Linked DNA regions of Mus musculus: region 1 is linked to region 2. Evidence: chromatin loops called from intact Hi-C (ENCODE). Cell type or tissue: left cerebral cortex. All regions are shown on one strand. Links, peaks and the distances in the headings refer to the core of each region. The heading gives the core; the rest is flanking DNA.

The links. A loop is a pair of places that touch in the nucleus more often than their neighbours do. Peaks named below come from ENCODE experiments on the same cell type or tissue, not always from the same donor. Only the 100,000 strongest peaks of a DNase experiment are listed, where the experiment ranks them.
Region 1: a loop joins it to region 2, with 2.1 times the contacts of the local background. A loop is called at or near these places in 4 of 42 quality-filtered maps.

Annotation. Positions count from the first base shown.
Region 1 is chr13:51,021,488-51,024,393 of GRCm38, reverse strand. No RefSeq gene overlaps it. Among named protein-coding and RNA genes, the nearest start is that of Gm32613, 31 kb to the right of the region's middle. In left cerebral cortex, for the core only: no CTCF peak of the experiment used is centred there; DNase peaks (open chromatin) are centred at 436 and 1,259.
Region 2 is chr13:51,097,771-51,100,676 of GRCm38, reverse strand. 9430083A17Rik (RIKEN cDNA 9430083A17 gene) reads left to right here. Exons shown (of 1, transcript NR_029463.1): 1 at 1-2,906. It also overlaps a transcript of Spin1 not described here. Among named protein-coding and RNA genes, the nearest start is that of 9430083A17Rik, 1.5 kb to the left of the region's middle. In left cerebral cortex, for the core only: no CTCF peak of the experiment used is centred there; DNase peaks (open chromatin) are centred at 206, 1,052 and 1,304; H3K4me3 peaks cover 1,224 bases; H3K27ac peaks cover 668 bases.

The sequences.
Region 1 (2,906 bases), core at 323-2,822, 76 kb after region 2:
GAAGTAAACTGTGACTTGAGTAATAAGGAGTGGCCATGAAGGCCCATCAGTTGTAACAAGTGCGCCGTGCTGGTGGAGATGTTGGGAATGGGGAAGGTTATGGGTTAAGGGAGAACTCTACTTTTGTTTCACTTTGTGATCAACCTAGAACTGCCAAAAACAAAACAAAACAAAACAAAACTATAAAATAAAAACTTAAAAAAAGAAAAGAAAGAAACTAATAAAAACTGTACTGTGAGATCTCTGGACTTCACATAAAAGCCAGATGTGGTGGAGCGCACCACTCCTGTGGACAGATGGGAGGTCAAGACAGGAGGGTGAAGAAGCAGCTTGCAGGCCAGCTTGGAGAAAGCAGGCGGTGGCGGCGTGGCAAACAACAGCAACAATGGCATACGCTGGAGAGCTCAGAGCTCCGGTTTAGTCTCAAGAGCGTTGAAAGAGAGAACCAACTGCAAGCAAGTCGTCCTGTGACTCCCCCACATCCCAGATGGTGTGCATGTGCCTGAACGCACACACATCTCTCTTATCTCTCTGTCTCTGCCTCTCGGTCTCTATCTCTGTCTCTTTATCTCTCTGTCTCCCTCTCTCACACACATACATTAACAATAATACATCAAAACACAACCCCACTGCACCCATGGGGACCAGGGAAAGCTCCATGAAGTCTGGCAGGCCAATACGTAAAACGCTGGCGCTTGACATTTGCCGGGCAAGACCTAGGGGGTAGAGGGCAGAGAGCAGAGGGCTGTCTCAGTGACAGCCACCCTCTCTCTAACTCTCCGGCTGTCAGGGATGGTTTAGCTGTCCTTCTGAAGAGCTGTTCTGTGTCGTGCGAACAAGGAAACACCAAGTCAGGGTCCCTGCTCTTGAGCGCTAGGCCAGGCCTCACTGAGTCCCGGATGATCCTGATCCCGTCTGAGACACAGAGGATTCAGGCTTCAGGGCGGCTCATTCTAGTTCAGGCTGGTCGGGAACTGTCCTCAAAGCCACAGATGGCCTTGAATCTCTATCAATAGAAGTTTTGAGTTTTTGCGTTGGTTCTTGTTGTTTCACAAAATTACCCAAGAGAAGCATGATTTAAATGTTTCCTTTTTCGAGGATTTCCTTTTCGGGGCTCTTATTACAAAGCTTGGGTGTGCTTGGCATTCTCACTGACAAGCCAAACTTAGGCTTTAAAACTGAGGTTAGATCCGGAAACCATGCCATGGGAACTCAGCAGCGTCTAAACATGAATGACTGATTTAAGGCCCCTGATTAAAACCTTGGCTTTCCCAGTGCTTTCTCAGAGCTGAGTGGTTGGTCTCTGTTTCTCTGCTTTTCTCCACCACTCAGTCACAGCAATGACCTCATCCTTTCAAGTGCCAGAGAAGGCAAACTAAGCCCCAGAGAGCCTGGAGAGAGCCTGGCTCCCATTTCCTGCCTTTCAGGGAATCCATCCGCTAAGCCTGGCTTCTGGGCATCCCTCGAAGCTGGCGGAGCTCAATTGCGGCAGGAAATTTAGAAACAGGAAAGTTCCTCAGTTGCCACCGGGAAGGACCTGGGCCAAGGGCTGGAGAGCTAGCTTTTTGGTAGCCAGCCCTAAGGAAGCAAGACAGAGTGACAGGAGATCTTTTCAATCGGGGTGCTACATTCCGCTACAAGTTGAGCGACAACAAGCTTGTTCTGGTGACTTAGGAAGCGTCCCAAAGCCATTCAAGCTGCCTGACTGTACTTGGGGAGGACCCAAGGCTTTACATGGCTAAACTGTGTTCTGTGCACACTGAAGTTAATAAAGGAAAATCTGGCCTTGATTTCTTTGTGTAATTGTGATTCTGAACACACTGGATAGGCCGTCCCACCAGGGGTTCCTGTGGGGTCTTGTAAACAGCCAGCTGCATTGTTTGATGTGTAGGGCTGCTAGATTGCCTTCTCCACTGTTCCTACTGACCTTTACGGAGGAACTCCTGAACTGCAGGCAGATGGGAACCCTCTTGATCTGCAGCCAGCCACACTTCCCTTCCTGGGTCCCCAGAACCCTCCAGTCCTTCCCAGCCTTTCCTTGTGGGGTGCTGTTTCCCAGACAGTGCTATTACAGGGAGCATGAGCTTTGGGCAGAAACCCCGGGGTCACCCTCCTCCTACATCAGAAGCCACTGAAATACCCAGGTTGGAGCAAGGGCTGGTACTTAGGGGACTATGGCTCCATTTGGGATGTACTGGGTGAGGTTTTTCCAGTTGGAACTGACCATCTGAGGTAGCTAGCTGCAAGCTTTCCCCGAGGAGAGTCTTCTTGCGTTTGTTTTCTCAGCTTTACAGCCCACACCACTCTGAGCAGACTTAAATCTATTATTTGCCTACTGCTTTAAATCACAAACATTTCCATATTGAGCGGTGCACCCAAGGAAGGTAGGTTTCAATTGGCCAGGCAGGCAGAGTCTCATTTAAGACTCAAGCAGGCAGGTGCTGATTTAATAAACACAGAGAGTTTGGGGGTACAAGACGGGGTACTGAGAGCAGGAGCCAGGCAGGCCAGCTTTGTTGTCCATGATCTCCACCACTGCCTCTCAGTAGTTTTCTCTTTGGGTCTCATTTTTCTTTCCTGCAGAGAGAGGAACCTTTTTATAGGGTGGTCAGAAGCTGGCTGGAGATGGCTTCTCCAGAGAGTCACGTGATCTTATGGAGAGCTTGTTTGATCCTAACAGTTTCCTCTCTTTCCTTCCCTCCCTCCCTCCTTCTTTTCCTCCAGTTTTCTAGAATAAATGCTCAAGCATACTATGGCTGAGTCTTAAGGTACGTGAGGCTTAGCTTGTAAGAATCCAGAGGTTACTCTGAAGAGCACGTGTTTCATTTTCTATTACGTGAGATATACGAGAGGCCAAGGTTCCTTGGAACCTCACCAGTGTTTCGGATCATGCTTATTTCTCATTT
Region 2 (2,906 bases), core at 157-2,656:
GGGCCTGGCGTAGAGCCGGCCTCTCTTACAAGCGGAGCAGGGTCGGGAAGACGAACGGAGAGTAGCGGGCGTTGGTATTTACTCTTGCACGGGAGGACGGCTTCCAGGAGCTATCCTGACTCTTTGTCCTGGGACCTTACGTCTGCTGTCTCGGGTAGCTGCCTGGCTAGCTGCGGAGATGCAGGAGGCTAGGTCACATGACCGTGCGCCGCGCAGGTGCACTTTCCTGCGGAGCAGCAGCTTTGGACTGCAGGACGCGAGCCCTTTAAAAATATGGATAGGCTCCCCCATGCTCCCTTGAAGACACACCGCCTTGCTGTACGCCGCACTGCGCAGTGGCTGAGGAACTAGGCTCAGCTTGCAAAGCTCAGGGCCTCCTGCGAACACCTGCTGAGGGTGGCTGCTGCAAACACCTAGCCTTGGCCTAGCTGCAGCCGCTGCTCTAGAAGTCACCCCGGGCTCCTCGCGAGGCTGCAAGCCAAGACTTCCCACGATCGCACGAGAATCCGTGCGACTCTGGTTCCAGTTAAGATCGCCTATTGAGGATCTGTTTGGCTGTGGGCAAGGAAAGAGAGAAAAAGAAAACGTCCGGGATGGTTTGGTTTGAGGGGAAGTGAAATACGGGACCTGAAGCTTCGTCTGGGTCTCCTTCCCTCCTTTAACCCAGTGTCTGGATCCAGGCGGTCACCGACCTGGTTCCTCGAGTGCTGTAGCACTGCCGCATTGTAATAAGCCTCCTGCCAGAGTGTTGCCAGGTCGAATTACAAGACGTTATTGGAAAGCCCTTTGCGCACTCCAAACCTGCAGCACGGCTCTTAGTTCGCTGTGCTCTTTGGGATTCCATTGGCACTTTTTTTTTTTTTTTCAAAATAAGATTGATATGTGCCTGCTCAAATTAAAATGCTTGTCTCAGATGACATTCTTGGCAGGAGCAACGTAGTCACAGACCGAAGAGAGGGCTAATTTCAGTAGAGATGCAGCCAGCCTGGAGATCACTGAGAGAAGATTAGCTTTTGTTGTGTTTAATGTTTGATCGTGGAGGCTGACAGGAACAAGGAAGGGTGTGATAGGGAAGGAGGCTGGAGTGACAGTATGGAACACTTCCGTTTCCTTGGTGACACGCCTGGTTTTTTTTGGTTTGTTTTTTTTTTTCTGTTCTCTAGAGGAACAGAACTTACAAAATGAATATATACATATGGAAAGAGTATGTATTAGAATACCTCACAGGCTTTGATCAAGTTAGTCCAGCAATGGCTGTCTACCCACAGAAGGTCCAGGAATTCAGTAGTTGTTCAGTACTGAAAGCTGAATGTCTCATCTGGTCTTCAGCATACGCTGGAATCTCAAGCAGGCTATAATGTGAGTGAAGGAATGGACTTGCTAGTGAGACAGCAAAGAGCAAAAACTTCCTTATTCCGTGTCCTTTAAATAAGCTGCCAACAAGTGTGCCCCAGATTAAAGGTATGTCTTCCTACCTCAGAAGATCCACATTAACCGTGTCTCTTCCCACCTCAAAAGGTCTGGATTAAAGGTATATTTTTTTTACCTCAAAGATCCATATCAAATGGTTTAATTAAGCAGAAATCCATCACTGGTGGGCCCATCCATTTTGGAGTTTTGATTCCTGATGTCAAGTTGACAAAAATGGCCTTCACATCTGCCTAGCACTTACTGACATTTTGGGACCTGGTAACTTGGGGAAAAGAGTATTGGGTTGTTTTGCTTGAACCAGGGCCTCACTATCTAGCTGGGTAAGCCCACGCAGGCCTGTAATTTAAGGTCTTCCTGTGTAAGCCTCCCCAATACCTGGCCTCGTGCATGGTAGGGCATTTGGTGTCATCCTTGGCTTCTACCTATCTGAGGCCACTTGCAGACCCAACTGACCAATCAACCCTTCAAGCCTTGCTTTCTCCCACTTCTTCACAACCTCAGGTTTAAATTTGCCTCGACTGATGGTCTCCAGCAACCTGTCAAAAATAACACGGGCTACATTCTAGATTTATGAATGCCTAAATTGGACTCAGGGACAGAGTTGGTTTTTGTTTTTAAGATGAGGTCTCATATAGCTCAGGCTGGTCAGAACTTTTATACAGCCAAAGACAATCCTGAACACCATTCTCGTCCACCTGCCGCTCTCCTACCAAGAGCTGGGGTGGCAAGCACATACCAGCTCACAGATCAAATTGCTGGGCAGTGGTGGTGCCGTGCTGTGTGTCTCAGCACTCGGAAGTGAAGGCAGGTAGATTTCTGAGTTCAAGGCCAGTCTGCTCTACATAGAGTGGCCCTGTCTTAAAAAACAAAACAGGAAAAAAGAAAAAAAAAAGTTCTTCGGACTTGGCAGCAAATGCTTTTATCTCTGCTGGCTTCAAAAACATTTCTGTGTAGCTAAAGCAAATGCAACAACTAGTGAATCCAAGTGATAGGTCTGTTAATTGTCCCTTCAGGCTTCTCTGACTTTTCTGAATAACTGAAAATTCTCGTAATATGACATTACTCAAATAGGTTCAAAGTTATTTTATGAACATTTAGTATCCTTAGCCAGAGGGCCTACATACAATTTTTCTCCCACCCCAAGCTGGTTGATTATGCCAGCTAGTTTTATGTCAGCTTGACCCAAGCTAAAGTCATCTGAGAGGGAATCTCAATTAAGAAAATGCCTTCATAAGGATCAAGTTCTAAGCATGAATTTCTGTAGGGCATAGTCTTAATTAGTGATTGATAGGGAAGGGTCCAGCGCTTTGTGGGTCCCTCCCTTGGGCTGGTGGTTCTGAGTTCTATAACAAAGCAGGCTGAGAAGTCAGGCGTGGTGGTGCACGCCTTTTATCCCAGCACTCGGGAGGCAGAGGCAGGCAGATTTCTAAGTTCTAGGCCAGCCTGGTCTACAAAGTGAGTTCCAGGACAGCCAG